Linked DNA regions of Mus musculus: region 1 is linked to region 2. A link is a loop called in an ENCODE intact Hi-C map of the cell type or tissue named here. Cell type or tissue: heart. All regions are shown on one strand. Links, peaks and the distances in the headings refer to the core of each region. The heading gives the core; the rest is flanking DNA.

Evidence for each region. A loop is a pair of places that touch in the nucleus more often than their neighbours do. Peaks named below come from ENCODE experiments on the same cell type or tissue, not always from the same donor. Only the 100,000 strongest peaks of a DNase experiment are listed, where the experiment ranks them.
Region 1: a loop joins it to region 2, with 9 times the contacts of the local background. A loop is called at or near these places in 33 of 42 quality-filtered maps.

What each region holds. Positions count from the first base shown.
Region 1 is chr19:42,791,463-42,799,803 of GRCm38, reverse strand. The region is part of intron 11 of Hpse2 (heparanase 2); the gene reads left to right. Among named protein-coding and RNA genes, the nearest start is that of Hps1, 16 kb to the right of the region's middle. In heart, for the core only: a CTCF peak has its summit at 4,721 (motif pointing left); a DNase peak (open chromatin) is centred at 4,683; H3K4me3 peaks cover 983 bases; H3K27ac peaks cover 526 bases; H3K27me3 peaks cover 1,954 bases.
Region 2 is chr19:43,392,816-43,401,156 of GRCm38, reverse strand. No RefSeq gene overlaps it. Among named protein-coding and RNA genes, the nearest start is that of Hpse2, 8.6 kb to the right of the region's middle. In heart, for the core only: a CTCF peak has its summit at 4,590 (motif pointing right); no DNase peak of the experiment used is centred there; H3K27me3 peaks cover 645 bases.

The DNA.
Region 1 (8,341 bases), core at 35-8,034, 600 kb after region 2:
AATTTTTCAAATATTTCACTTTTAGAGTATTAGTTTGACATGAAGTGTTTCTTTATGGTTTCCTCCATTCCATTTATATCATTTAAATGTGTGTGCATTTATATTTCTGAGATCAGATGAATACACACTGCTATCTTCTTCTAATTTCTCTCTATATCCTCCCTCTTTCCCTCCCACATCCTCACTCCTGCTCTCCTTGTTCTCTCTGCACTGAGGATTGAACTCATGACATGCTGCATGGTAGGAACATACTGTCCCGCAGAGCACTTACAGTATACTCTTCAATCCATTAGGAAGCTGGAATCTGTTTATATACCGTAGCATGTGAGGCACTCCAAGCTGTAATACTTAGACTGAATGGATATGGGAGAATCTGCCAACCATGAGGGCCCGGGTAGGTCTTTAAATATCAAGAGAAAATCAGATCTTTTTTTTTTTTTTTTTAAAGCAGAGCTTAGAATGGAAACCTCCTTTACCTAGAGAAAAAGGGTCCTGTTGAGGCAGCTGCAGCCCTTTTGAAAGGTCATTTGGAGCCCCTCAGGAGGAAAAGCAAGCTGGCTGGAAGCCCCAAATAGCAAGAAAGCTCCCTGGGGATGTTTGTACGTTGGACTGTGAGCGAGCACCAGTGTAAACACTAACGGCCAAGTCTGAGCTCCAAGTGGACACCAGAGAAAGCAGGGATGCAGATATATGTGAACAGAGGATTTATTAAAAGTGGTCACACTCAGGATCTGAGACAGTCTGTGGAGAAAGGGGAGGCAAACCTGCAGAGAGAAGAGGCCTTGGGGTCTGCAGAAAGTGCAAACTCATTCACAGAAGCTTAGAAGCTTTGAGGGCCTTGTGAGCCTTGTTGAATTTTGTGTATTTTGTGGCTCACGATGAGGTGGTAGCTGTAACAATATGTATGTTGTGGTCTAAGTAAATCATAGCATGCAGATCTGAGAATGTAGTAAAGGTGCCAGGTGGGATATTCTTCACCCCGCCCCCATAATCTTCTTCTTCCTAAGTAAAGCTTGTCACTATGGAGCTGGTGTCACAACCCAGGACTTAGGAGGAACTAAGGGATGTGAAGGAGCAGGGCTGTCCAAAGGGACAATGTGTTCAGCTCTCTCTTCTCCGTGTGAGGTCGTTGCTAAGGCTTCCTCTGCCTGGGTGCACCACACACACACACACACACACACACACACACACACACACACACACGCGCGCGCGCGCCCCGTGTGTTAAGTACTTATCCACAACTTCCCTGGTACTAAGAGCTCACTCACCACACAGTGTACATGTGTGGGGCAGCTTTGGTTGAAAGGGCAGAAATGTCCACTAAAGTTTATTCACCAAAATATTTCCTTTTAGAAGAATTCATGTATCCTGGGTTAAAAACCATGGCCTCCTTTCATGGCATTGCAAAAGAGTCAAGAAGGCACCTTTTATCCAAAGTAAACTCAGACGGTGACAGCCAGAGGGTTACTTGATTCCCCTCACCCCAGCTGCAAATGTCTCCATCCCTTCTCACCCTGGTGCTGCTTCACCCTGGCTGCACTTTGAACAGCTATTGGCTTTCAAACCCCAGTGCCCACACCACACCCCAGAGCAATTAACCCAAATCTCTGGGCTGAAGCAATTCTTAAAGCTCCCTAGGTGATTCAAATATGTGACCAAAGTTGGGAAGGATTGGCCTTCCATAAACCCTGGAACACGGGTCCCAGATGATTCACATCTTTGATTTCCCCATCCAGGCACCAGGCCATTTTGCCAAAGGTGTGAACGTGCCCTAAGCCTGTGGGAATTCTCATGCCTGAGTAAAAGGCTGAGAGCTGGCCTCTCAAAGCTTTATTGTTTGCTTTGTTTTAAATCCCAGATTAGTAATGTGCAGATTATAGGATTATGAAATGATTTTTCTATTTTACAGTGACTTGACATCTTAAACCAAGATGTTTGCGGATCCACGGTTTTCACTGTTGCTTTCTGAGAGCCTCCCGTTTGTTCTTAGCTCCAGAGTGTACTTCCTTCCAGCTCACTTTCAACAGCTGCAGACTTTCTGCATAGCTGCCCATCATGGCTCGGGCCTGTCCCCTCACACTGACGTGGCAGGGATTTCTGTCCTTCCCGTAGGATGGTTTTTTCATGGTGTGGCCAACATGGCCCTGAATGGCTGGCTCGAAAACTAAGGGCAGGAAAGCTAAGTATGTAGGTGGTTCATGATAGACTGAGAAGAGCCAGCCCTCGTCTTCTTTGTGGTTTGGTGATGTAAATGTGTCACCTTTAGGAGGTGACAAGTTCTACTCCTGTTCATTCCTGCTGATGGGCTTGAGTCCTGAACCCATGTTTCTTGGAGTCAAGAGGTGGTCTATTCCACCTACAGAGCCTACAGCACAAACCTGTCTCCTGGCTGCCAAACACCAGCAACCACTGAAGACCACACCTTCCATGCTTCTGTTTACCTGAATGGCTGAGAGTTATGGCACATATTGCCCTTTGACATCTATAGAACATCTTATTCTTTTTCCTCAGAAGGTCATACAGAGTGCTGATGTGATACACAGAGCACTGTCAAAAGCCAATAAAATGGAGATATTTCTCTACTTGCTTTAATGGATTTCAAGAAGTATCCAGGGAGCCATGACCATAAAGTCATCAGCCTACTTCAAGTGTGGCTTATAGATTAACTTATACTTATATTTGGAAAAACTCTCCACACTACTTGCACTCTGCCATACAGGGAATTTTCTTGCCCCACACTGCCTCTACCTGCTTCACACAAGTAGGGCTGGGGAAAGATGCCTCGGTCTCCACAACGGATGCATTACCTCTGAGACAGAAAGGACTCTAAGAACAACACAGGAGCCTGGAAGCCGGAGGAAAGGAGAGAGCTCTGGCTTGGGATCTGGAAAAGTCTAAAGCCACTATGTTTACCCAGAAAGCCATGCTTCGAGGAAAGGCTTGTAGTATGGGAGGCCATTTGAGGCTGCAAGATAAGCTTACAGAGGTTTGGAAGTACACAAGTTCAAGGCTCATTTTGCCCTGGAGGTGGCAAATCTCACAAAGGACTAGAATATGGGACGCCTGTGGGGTGAGGAGAAAGGCCACAAAGATACACTAGCACTAGACCACAGAAACTGTTGAAATCCGGGCTAAATTTGATTTTCCTTCGATTTGTGTTTTTCTATATAATGTGTTTATTACAGTGTGTTTGGCCACACATTTGCATGCTCTAGTGACTTTTTTGGCTTGGTGGGCAAAGCCTAAGTCTGTTGTAATTAACTTTACATCACAGCGAACCATGCAGATATGAGTAATTCCCCTTAATTACCACTTGGTGACTGTGGCAACTGCTCTTTACAATGAGAATAAGACACAGTTAGCTGTGGAGTCATGGCGCTGTAGTTTCTGTTTCTGGTTTCAATTGTGTCCTGTGGTTTGAGTGTGATATGCCTATGACATGGAGCTTTGAGATGGTTGCAGGATTAAATTTTCTTTTAAAACTGCCCCCCAGATGAGTCTCTCACCAGGTGGAAGTCAGCAATATCAGTAAAAATCTAGGTTCCTTAGCTGGGTGCTCATCTTGTCTGCCATGTGTGCTAAGTTATTTTAAGGCATTGGATGCACATGGTGGAATCCGGTTGTGCAGATTTAGATGGGACACCATTCAAATCATGCCCCCCCCAATCTGCTACATACAGAAAAAGTCCATCTATATCCCTGGCACTGAACCTGTGAGCTTCCCCTGTGCCACGTGAAACAGTGCTAGTAGGCATTTGGAAAAGCTAGATCAAAGCCGTTCAGACCCTCGGTGTGCCCTTCATGGGCAGGATGCAGAGTTGGATGAGCTTCAAGCAGTAAAGCTTCACCCCAGAGGATTGAGGGGAACGGGACGGGACGTTTTCTTCCCAGTCTTTCCTGTCTCTTCTGGTCTCCTCTCTGTAGCAGCCCAGCCAGTCCCGTTCCTGAACTGCTGTGGGAGGAAAAAGCCAGACAGCTAAGTACGAACTACTGAGGATGAAGAAAGGAAGGGAGCCTAGGGAAGGAAGCGTTAGGTCGCAATTGAAAAAAAGATCATTGAGAAATAGGAGCGCTCCGAGGGGATCCAGAGCCTTGCCTGAATCAAAAGAATCATAAGAAAACTCATGAAGCCTTGGCCACCATCACCGATGCATCGGCATTACTCAGGGCCATGTGAAAGGAATTTCCTTTCCTCTGCCTCTCCTAGAGCAGAAGGGACGCAAACCCACGGTCCTGAAACCTGGCTGGGCCCCTCCGACTCTAACCTGGGCCTGACCTGGAGGAGGGCAGGGCAGCTGCACACACCAGTTTCCCAGCCCAGCTCAGGAAGCTGCACTAACAGGTGCGGCCGGGGGCGGCGGGGGACCCAGAACCCGGGAGAGCCTGGCGCCGGGGCCAGCGACTCCGCACCTGCGGCGGGATCCCCCTAGGCAATCCGGCTGGGAAGCTCTCACCGCCCAGGAACTGCATCCCTGCTTCGCGCTCTTCCTTAAAATTGGGCCCCACTCCAGACGGAGCCCCTGCCAAGGGGGCCACAGTGCAGTTTGGGTTTGGGTTTGATTGATACTAAGATTTGTTTCTTTGACACACTAAGCGCTAGGTACACCTCCCGGCCTTGGGGAGATGGGGTGAGGACAGCAGGGACTAGAGGACTAGTTCGGCTTCCTGGGAGCAACCCTGCAGTCTGACGCTCCCCTCGCTGTTGTATAGAACAAGAGTGCCCCCTAGTGGCCGAAAATTAGCGTCGGGCTAGGAGAGAGCAACTGTGCACATTAACACATAAAATTCTTATTTGTTCTGTCTCCTGACCCTACTCCTCTCTTGCTGTCAGTCGCATTATTTACAATCTAGAAGCCTACGGGAAGTGACCGGAAACCTATCTAGACCGACACGTTTAATGTCTGAAATCTAGACAGAATTCAGCTTCTGGACTTGCGGTCTGTTGTCCCCCCTTCTCAATTGTAGTTCTGACTTTAATGTTTCTTGTAATATAAGCTGTATCAGATGTGGATAGATAAGAGAATAAAGAACGTGATGGTCATCAGCCCTCCTATCAGGGGTGAGGACAAGCAGACAGAATTTTACAATCCAAGTCCAGGCCCAAGAAGTGCAAGGAATTATGGGACACTTTCGAGGGGCACTTGTACATGATATAAAGAACAAGCAAGACCATCAAGAAAAGAGTCAGGGGCTGGAGAGAGAATTCAGCAGTTAAGAACAGGTTCTGTTCTTGCAGAGGACCCAGTTTGATTCCCAGCACGCACGCTGAGTAGTTTCCAATCTCCTGTAGCCCTGGCTCCGGGGACTCCAATGCCCTCTTCTGGCCTCCATAGGGGCTGCATTAGTGTGTAAATATCACCCCCTCCATGCACGCAAAAATTGAAAATCAGTCTTTAAAGAAGACACAGCAGCATGTGGAGGAAGTTCCAGACAATGGAAACAGCAAAGACAGAAGAGCCCTGAGATTAGAAAAACTAACCAGAGAAGTTGCAGCACAGGGCGAAGGAAGTGGTAGACAGGGACTAGAAAGGGCGGAAGTTAGAATGAGCCTCTAAGGAGCTGGAGGTGTTGATAAAAGGGCGGGCTTCGGGGAATGCAGATGATGTTCTAGAAGCCAGTGAACGTTTAGACAGGTGAATGGCACGCTCAGATTTCTGTTTGTTCAGGATCATTCTAAATTAAATAGTGAACTTTGCCTTAGGCTAGCTGTTAGGTCTGGGCAGCCTGGCTGACAAACAGGACAAAGGAGACCTCAGGTTCATCCGATCTATCTGTTACTCCATCCTCTGGAGAAACCTAAACTCAGTGTCTAAGGTAGATCTGAGGTCTTTTTCATCTTCCCTTCAAGGCCCCCCAAAATGCCAGTCAAAACCAGACACCAGCTCCGGAGTGTGCTTCTGTTAAAAACAACCCCATAAAAGCATGCGCAGACACAGAGAGAGACAAGGTTGCAAAAGGATACGGTCGTTAGACGTTCTATCCTGGGACCTAAGAAGAGTCAGACCCCTACTTAGACGCTCATGACTACTGAGAACCATAAGACGTGAGGAGCAGACATTGCAGGCAAGCAATGGGGGTGGAGTGGCCGGGCCACGATGCTCCCACGAAGAACTGGAGGGTCAGAGGGCTTGACTCTGAATTGACACATAGAATCCCATTTCAATTAACACATAAAACTGAGAAAACAGGTTTAGAAATTGGAAAGTAACTCAAACTCTGTAAAAACAAAAGGCAATAAAACACAGTTGTCCCAATATTTGGATAGTTTAGATACCCTCGGCAATTCACGGAAACTGGGAATCTAAGAGAGATAGCTCAGCTTTGGCTGGGCCACTTAGTGTTCTGTTGAAAAGTCATGACCCATGGAGGAAGATGGTGATAAAGACAGGATGATAAGAACGGCAAAGAAAGAAATGAGATCTGGCGAGCACCACCCGAAACTCAGGCAGACAACATGAAATAGGAGGAGGCAGTCAGCGACAGCCCTGGCTTACCTGCTTATTAGTTCTGTGACCCTGCCGATGCCACTTAACCTCTCTGACCAGGTCTCAGTGTGCTGTTACAAAAATAACAAAGTTTTCATATTGCACGGGGGCTTTAGCCCTGTCACGAAGGGAATCCCTGCACGTACCAGGCCTGCCTCTTCCTGGCTCTGTGACTCAGATAAGTTTTAGGCCCTCTAGACTTTGTTCATGTGGAACACAAGGCTGCTGCATGCCTGGATTGAATGAGCCCAGGCAAAGCAAATCCAAGAATCCTGCCTTTCACACCAAAGTGTTTCACAATCCATGACCCTTTCTTTCAGCACTGATTGGATTGCAAACGTGCCGATTCCTCTCTGTATACAGCTGAAGGACGGTGTTGCCTTTAGCATGATGTGATTTCACTGGGTGATAAATATTAAAAACAAACAAACAAACATAAGCAGAGAGAAGAGGACAAAAGCGGTGCTAAAGCACATTGTCCCTCTCTTAACAGAGGAAAAGGATAAAGACTGTGAGGACTCAAGGTCTCAAACAGCCTCGCCCACAAAGCCAGGAGACCTCCATACAGATCTCTACTCTTCATTTTTCTTTCTTCTTTTCTTTTCTTTTCTTTTCTTTTCTTTTCTTTTCTTTTCTTTTCCTTTCTTCTCTCTTCTTTTCCTTCTTTCTTTCCTTCCTTCCTTCTTCCTTCCTTCCTTCCTTCCTCTCTTTTTTTTGATGAAAAACACTAGCAGTGATCAATGCCCTCCCATCAAGTGGGAATAAGGTGTCTGGTGAGTGTGAGAAACATCGATAATTCAGATCTTATCTAACATCTCCACTGAGAGGCAGAGTAATTGCTAGTTAATAGAATCTATGAAGGCACTCTCTGCAAACCTCCAGGGAGCCTCTCTAGGGCACAGAAACTAATGGGGGAAGCCTAGAAATTTTGCAAAGGGTCTCAAAGACCATTTACTTATTCCTCCCAAAAAGAAATGTTGATTTCCTGCCTTACACCTCCGCAGCACTGTGAGGGACAAAGCCACGAATCACTCCACATAGAGAAAGGAGGGAGGGCGAAGCTAAGAGAGCCTCATCCACGGGTTAGAAAAGGAAACAGCCAGGCAGACCTGAGGACCCCTCACCACCAGCCTGAGAGTGGAGGACGGGCAGCTGCCCAAGGACCCAGAAACAAACTGCCAGTCAGTTGATTTGCACACACTGGAGGGGACAAATGCCGAACCTTCTCACACCAGTCTTTATCATAAAGTCTCCTCCTTGGGCTGGAAAGATGGTTCAGTGGTTAGTGGTGCTTGCTGCTCTCCCAGAGGACCAGCTTTGGTTCCTAGCACCCAAATCAGGCAGCCCACAGCCAGATGTAACTCTAGCATCACTGATACTATCAGCCTCTGAGAGCGGCCCACACACAGCATGCTATAGATATGTATTCACATAAGTAAAAATGTAGTTATCTTTTCAAGAATGGCAAAAAAAATGTCTTCCCAAAATAATAATAATTTTATAACAGTTTTAAGTGAACCTGTACCTTATTAATCTCAACCATGGCCCCTGAGTATTATTTATTTATTTATTTTGTTTTGGGGGGGTTGTTTGTTTGTTTGTTTGTTTGAGACAAGGTTTCTCTGTGTAGCCCTGGCTGTCCTGGAACTCACTTTGTAGACCAGGCTGTCCTCGAACCCAGAAATCCGAGTGCCTCTGCCTCCCAAGTGCTGGGATTAAAGGCGTGCGCCACCACCACCCAGCGGTCCCCTGAGTATTTTAATCCCACTGTACATACCTGCTTAACACTTTCCTCTGGAAAAAAAAATGTACTCCATCTATATGTAAGGCATTTTAAAAATTTTAAACCACCTCTG
Region 2 (8,341 bases), core at 38-8,037:
CTTTCTAAGAGCAGCACATCTTACAAAAGTGTACCTTCCATTGTAACTGCTGAACAATTTCTTCTGGCACTTTTCTTTTTTTATGCAGTATTTTAGTAGAAAAAACCCACATATATATGTCACAGTGATACAACATGTCCTTTTAACATATAGTTTAATTTTTGCTGAAGAATTTTAATTAATTATTTTTAATATCTATTTTGTCCCACTATGTTGGTTTTCTTTTTTAGGAACTTCTATCATACTTGTGTTAGATCTTTCTTAAACCTGTTTTGATATGTGTTTTTTTTTTAAAAAAACATTCTTTTTATTTTATTTTTGTCTTTATTTTAAATTTATATTATCTTTTGAAAAATCAGTTTTTAAGACTATTTAAAATATTTTTTTCCATTTTTTATTAGGTATTTAGCTCATTTACATTTCCAATGCTATACCAAAAGTCCCCCATACCCACCCACCCCCACTCCCCTACCCACCCACTCCCCCTTTTTGGCCCTGGCGTTCCCCTGTACTGGGGCATATAAAGTTTGCGTGTCCAATGGGCCTCTCTTTCCAGTGATGGCTGACTAGGCCATCTTTTGATACATATGCAGCTAGAGTCAAGAGCTCCGGGGTACTGGTTAGTTCATAATGTTGATCCACCTATAGGGTTGCAGATCCCTTTAGCTCCTTGGGTACTTTCTCTAGCTCCTCCATTATTTAAAATATTTATTGGATCTGTTTTTTGACAATTTTATAAGTATGTAAATTTTTGCTACTATAGCCCCTACCTTTTTTATTTTTCCTGTTATTCCTACCCACTTCCTTATGCCCACAATTCCCCTCTTTTGCATGATTTCCTTAGCAGTTTTACTGTTTTTGGATTTCATATTTTAAATTACAAAGTATCAGCTAATATAAATGAAAAATTTGTAAGTTTATTATTTTATTATTTTAGAAATTATAATTATGTCATTTTTCTTCTTCCCCTTCCCTGCTCCAACCCCTCCCAACCACCCTGCTTGCTGAATCTAACATTCATGGCCTTTTTTTACTTAATGTTTTTTACACACACACACACACACACACACACACACACACACACACACACACTATGTATATAGATATACACACACACTATATGTGTGTGTATATATATATATATATATATACACACATACATACATACACACATACATATATACTTATATATTTATACTTATGTATATACCCAAATACATAAATACCACCTGATCACCTTGTTTAACATTACTTGTATATATATGATTTCAGGGCTAACCACAATTCCCTTTGAAGCATTCAGGGTTTGTTGTCGCTGTTATTGTTGTTGTTTTGCGACCCACTGAGATTAACCAGAATCATGTGTGTGACTATGTCTTTTAAACAGTTAATTGGAGCTTAGTTGGTTTCCAGATGGTACACAACTGAAGACATGACTGCCCTTTTTTTTTCAGAATCCATAAGTAGCTGGTAGCTTAGCAGGGAGGAGCAGGTCCCACAGGCCCCTCCCTGACCACCTGTTGATAGGCTCATTTGTGTGTAGACTTAATGAATATAGCCACAGCTGTTTTGAAGTCATGACAGCATTGGCTGTCCTTATCCAGAAGACAGCATTTCACTCTATCTTCTGGCTCTTAGATTTCTTTCCTCCTCTTCCATGATGTATCCTGAACTTTAGGTAGGGCAGTGTGAAACTTAGTCCTGTTTAGGGCTGATCACTCAAACACCAGCTATTTTCAGCATCTTCAGCAGCTGTATGTCTCTGCATCCACCACCATTCATTGCAAAGAGATTTTTTTATTGCAAGACAGTCTATTTTATATTTATTCATTCAGGGGTTTTGTTGTGTGACATGTAAAGCAAGTTTATTTTCTATGAAGATTAAAAGATAAAACTACTAAACTATGGTTATATTGCTAAGTTACACAAGTTACAAAAAGATACTTCTATAGTTTGGTTATGGCTTTAGTATGTATGTACATCGATGTGTGCATTGTGTGTTTGTAGTTTGGTCCCCAGTGTGATGCTAATAAACAGTGACAAGATTTTAACAAACACTCACTGTGGGAGCTTGTTACTGGTCCTCTGAGTGCTGTGGCTTCGGGCCTTGCTATGTCTTCTTCTCATACACAATCCTGTCTTGATGCCACCTCTGTGAGGAGACAGTATGCTTGTGCTCACGAGAGTCCTATGCTATTTGGAGTTGCAGATAACAAAACTATGAAAAAATTATTTTTCTGCCAATATATACATGTATATGTATATACACACATACATGCATATATATGTATAAGACACACATATGTATATATACATATATGTATATTTATATAATTTCTTTATCCACTGGAACATGGGAAACCTACATTGGGAACATCCTAAAAAAAAGATACAAAAGAATAATTCTCCCACCCCACAGCTCTCAACTTCCAGTGAGGGATGGGACCTGGAGAGTACCTTTCTAATCCATGCCAAAATTTGGCTTGATTTTTTTATTGTAATTTTTATTCGTGAGATTTGTACATGTATATATAATGAAACATGATCTATTACTGTGACTCCCTTCCAAATTCCCTGAAATCCCCCTAACAAGGCTCCTTCCAAAATTCACATCATCTTCTCTTTTGTTTTTGATAGCCAACTAAATCCAACTAGTGTTGCCCATGTATACACCGGTGTGATGGCTTGAATAGAATGGCCTGTATAGTGTTGTGTACTTGAATGCCTGGTCCATAGTTGGTGGACCTGTCTGGGGATTAGGAAGTATGGTCTTGGAGGAAGTGTGTCACTGGGGTGGGCTTTGAGGTTTCAAAAGCCAGTGCCAGGCCCAGTCTGTCTTTCTGATGCTGTCTCAGGGTAAGATGTAAGTTCTTAGCTACTGCTTCAGCATCATGCCTGCTTGCTTGCTACCATGCTCCCTGTCAGGATGGTCATACACTCATCTTCTGAAACTGTGAAAAAAAAAACCCTAGTTAAATGCTTGGTTTTATAAATTGCCTTGATGATGGTGTTTCTTCACAGCAGTAGAACAGTAACTAAGGCACAGGTATGGGGCCATCCACTGGAACATGGAGAATCCATCAAAGGCCATGCATTAAAAAAGAAAGATTCTCTCCCTCCAGCAGCTATCAGCTGTTAAGTAAAGGTGGAACCTGGAGAACACCTCCCCATAAATGTGCCAGAATTTTGTCTGGATTGATGTTGTGCAGGTGGGCACTGCTGCTTTGGGCTGACAAGTGCCAAAGCAACAGCATGCCCAGAAGACGGAGTTTCCTAGCACACCCCTCAGCCTGCGTCTTTTGTTGGAGTCTGTTCCCTGGGAAATATTTTGGGGTTTTATTTGTTGAAGTTTTGGCTGTTTGATTTTGTGAGTTTACAAAGTATGGACTGCTTCGGGTCCTTTAGACATTTAAAAAAGTGTATTTATTTGTGTGTACGTGTGAATGGACACCTGTGTATACATAAGTTAAAAACAACTTATAGGACCTAGTTTTCTCCTACTATGTTCTTCTGCAATAATGGAGCTAGATTTCATTTAGTATCTTGGTGATGCTGATTCTGTTGGCTCCGTGGACCTGCTCAGATATGCAGTATACTATTACAACACCCTACCTGTACCTTTTATGGAATCAGTGTTATGGAATGTCTTGGGTTTTTCAACTATTTATATTATAAATGTAAACATCAAAGAATGATACAGGACTTAGCTTTTAGCTTCATTGATGACAGGTTAAAAAGCAAGTTAGTATCTGGGGGGCAGTTTAGTTACTGAACTTTTCCGACATCACTCTGTATTTTGTTTTTGTACACTCCCCCAAATTATTTTAAGAAATCTGCTTCTATTTTATGCATAAAGGTGATGCATGAAATCTAAACATCGTCTGTAAGGCTTTGTGATACATGATAAAGCTGAAGTGAATTTAGGTCTAATCTCAGTTTCTTTTTATATTGAAATAAACTGCCTTATAAGGAAGTCTACTTGGAAATGAGCTTTATATAAATGTTTTAAAACCAACTTCTTTCGGAATTCTTTTGAGTTTATGTTTATCTGGGAAAACAAGCGTGGAAGAGTGCATGTGTGCATGAATCTGTCTGTCTGTCTGTCTGTCTGTCTGTCTGTCTGCACAGTTTACATGTATAGCCATGCTCCTCTACTTTAAAGAAGATGAAATCTTAAACCAGAGCTGATGGTTTAGATCTATAATCCCAGCTACTCAGGAGGCTGGTGCAGGAGTATTACAAATTCAAGCATGAGCTACAAAGTGACAGCTTGCCAACTTAATGAGATTCTGTGTCAAAATAAAAAGTAAAAAGAAAACCAGGAGGATGATGCAGTGGTAAAATGCTTGTTTTGCATGCTCAGAACCCTGTGTTCAATATCCAGCCCCATCATAAAATACAAACTCTTGTAATTCTGCCTTTATAGAAACCAGACATTTAAATAGATGACTTTGGAGATTAACTTAAGCACAATTATCCTACTCTTGATATGATGTCTAGAGAGGATGGGTTTGTTTATAGTTTTGAAAACAAACTGAAGTAGATTGTGGGGAGCCGAGAATAAAGTGGTAAATGGATGAAACATTTCCACCAGCAGATGGCACCATAACATTTCTACAGCCTGTAGCCCTCAGCTAGTCCCAGTCAGAAAGCAGGCTTAAATTGGCCACACACCAAAGGTGGTGAGCGCTATAACCTCAGCATTCTGAGTTTAAGGTCGCTTAGGCCATCTAGCATGACTTTATGTCAAACAGATTATCCACCTTAATTGAAGCTGGACACATAAAACGTATGAAATATTTCAGTCATTAATTATCATGATGTAAAATTACATATGAATCAAGTAATAGACTTCAGATATAAAATAAATAATAATCTTTTACGTATCCTACAGTACCTTCCACTAAACTCTGTCATAGTACCTACCCAATGGATAGATGTTCGTTTTCCTAGCCAAATAGTGAGGTCAAGGAAAGAATGCTATTTAATCTTTGGAGGGGAGAGAACCAAGTACCAGACTCATGATTGTCACTCAACAGATATTTCTTCCTTTTGCCCATTTCCAGAGAATGTATTAGGTATTGTTTTGAAGGCATACAAGACTTTCCGTGTATCGGTCACCTCAAAGCTTTTTAGTTTCTGTTAGCAAGTACATTTCAGGCCCAATTCTTTTGAGGTTGATGTATGTTCCATGGTACTTTTTTAAAAACCATCTTTCAAAATATGTTTTCACATGTATGTTTAATTTTCTCTCACATTTTATGATATGTTCCTCTATGTACACATATCATATTCTATGTTGTTGTATGTACACAGTTCATTTTTTCTAACAGCTGTCCTCAGTTTACCTACCCATCTCCCTTTTGATGAGCATATAAGGGCTTCAAAATCCTCAATACTAAACTAACTACCCTCACTTAAATTACTTTATGAATCTTCTTAAGTTGCCTGAAAGTTTGTGGTATTGCTGAATGTTGGAGAATATATATACCTAATTTTTACAAAATATTTACAGGTAACTCTATAGAATATCTGTCACTTTGCATTCCTAGTAGCCTGCAAGAAGTCTCCGGCCTCCTTCCATCGAACAGTTAGTATTGTGCAGTGTTTCCAGTTTTGTTAGTTAGATGGTAGAAAGTGAAAACATTTCTTGAGTGAAACAAACAAATCAGCCTGGTGAGTTGAAGCTCTAATCTATTGCAGCTAAAGGAAGTCAGGTGTGGAGGGTCACGGGTGTAATAATCCTTGTACTTGGAAGGCTGACGGAGGGGGAGCTCTACAAGTTCAAGGTCAGCTTGTTCTATGATGTGTATTCTAGGTTATTCTGCACTGAACATTGATATACCATCTCAAAAACCAATCAAACAAATAAACAACTAAAAACAAAACAAAAAACAAACAGCAAACTTGCATAGTTTTCCCCCCTTGGATGATGGTTCTCCACCGTCTGAACTTTCGTTGTTTATGCTTAGCATTAAAGTAAGTTCCAATATGTATTCTTAAGTATCTCTTAGAATCTGGAAACTAATTATCTGAAAACTGAGTCAAATAGGTCCAACTTATGTGGCATCCTTTGTCATCTAATTTTTTTCCCCTCTGGAACTAGAAAAAAAAAAAGGATTGTAGAGAGATTCAGGTTATGTTAACACTCTACTCCACATCAGTGATTTAAAACTTCAGATGGTTTCAGTGTGCAGCCAGGGCTGATGATAATCACTGCCCTAGAATTTTAGGTTTTATCATTTTTTCCTGATATGGAAAATATTATTTTAGTTTGAATATAAAATGCTATTTTGTTATATTGGCTAGGTTTAATTAAGCCAAAGAGGAATTTAAAACTTAAATATCTTTTGGAAATGAAACAGACTACAAGTCTGTGCACTGTGTCTAGGTGATCAAAGCGACGAGGAGAACTGGACGATTTTGGTGACAATCTGTTAAGGCTGAATTTAACTTACAGTGAACTAGGAAGGACTTGGATTTGTGTATTGGGGGATACAGCTACTCCAAAGAATTAAGAGTAGATTCTACTTCAGGCAGAGATATAAGTATGTACTTGCAAGTTCAGTCTTCTTATCCAATCATTGAGGAGTAGTATCCAATCACATAAGTACTGAGCCAACTTTTGTTTAACTCATTAAAATTAAGCACATTATGGTATTTTGAAAGGACAAAATGTGTGGCATTAATTGTGGGAACCAAAGCCAGTGCAGTTATAACTAGCCACTTTCTGAGGGTCAGCAACAACACTCTGCTCTAGATAAATGGTTTATTACAGGTTTACTTCCTCAGTGTCAGGTTTAGTGTAGCAGATATATTGAGGCAAATAGGGTTTGTGTGTTTCACTTTCTTAGAAATGGACGTCAGCATTAATACTTAAGAACTGACTAGGGAAGCAGTGTGTAGAACGGATCTTCTGACTGCTTGTGTGGTTTATGTAGAACTGGTCTTCTATTTACTTATACAGTTAATGAAACGCTACAACTGAAGGGAAATCTAAATTTGTTTCTCTGGAACACTAAATATTAAAGCCCTCGAGTATTTTTAATAACAAATATGCCAAAATTATAATCTAGTTATCAGTCTAAAGAAGAGATTTTTGGTTTCAGTTTCATCAAGAAACAGCCTGACCTTTTGACTCCTTACTTTCTTACCTGAATTATGAGGCTAAATCCTGTCATCTAAGCATAAAATGAAATACAATACTTTTTATTTATTACTGTAATATTTCAAAACCTTAGGGTTCAAGTGTATAGTTTCCTTCTACCCCATTTATGCAAATCACACTTATTTCCACAATGAAATTAAACCAGGAGAAGAAAAATTGTAAGTACAAAAAGTATTACTTTAATTCTTACAGCACACGTGGTACAGCTATACTTATGTGCATTGCTCAGGTGGTTAAGTTGGAGCCTAGTAAGAATGAATGATTTGTCTAACAAAGGCCACGTTAGAGATAGTAAATTGTAATCTATATTTTAATCAAAGACTCCAAAATCCATGCTTTTTCTAGTATATACGATACTCTTTTTGAACCAAATGGCCTACAATGTAAAAGATAGACTTCTTAGTGGGTATGTTTTAAGATGTGAGTAAGTCTTTCTGTTATGGTTTTCCACACATAGAAGTCCTTAAAACAACTGTCATCCTTACCCAACATGCCATGGGCTCACAAACCTATTAAACTATATTTATTATAGATATGCTTTTCTCTGTACAAGTTTGCTGCTTGAAGGCAGTAATGGGGTTAAGTACCATCCAGGCGTGCACCAGGAGATAGAAGAACCACACTCACAGAGGCCTCCTTCCTTAGCTTTTCATATAAAGTGTGGTGATCCCTTGATATTCCAAATATACAGTGTCCTTCCATGTATGTTTTGAAACAATACTGTATGTGATGAGTGGAGTTTGGTCACAAACATGGTGACTATCACTAGTCCCAGTCTCTAGCCCTAGTGCCCCTTTTGGTAACTGTATATTTCCCACTCGTGTGGAAGGACAGGCAGCCTTTGAGAATGAAATAACATACTTTCTAATCAGTATTTCTTTACCTGGCCCCTTTTTTCTTCTAGTGGAAAACTGAAAAAGACACATAACACACACCTAATGTTGCTTGTTCTTCTTTCGATGGAAGCTGTTATGAGAGCCTATGATATGGAGTGTGCACTTGGTTGCTTTATTTACTGACATCAGCTTAGGATTGGTCTTTTAGTTCCAGGTTATTACTAAGACATTTATAATGTGTTATACAAAGTATGTTCATATTTATACATACTATTCTTATTATTGCCACCAGTTATATTTAATAGAAGTGTGGAAGACAGGGAGTAAAAACTGGAGA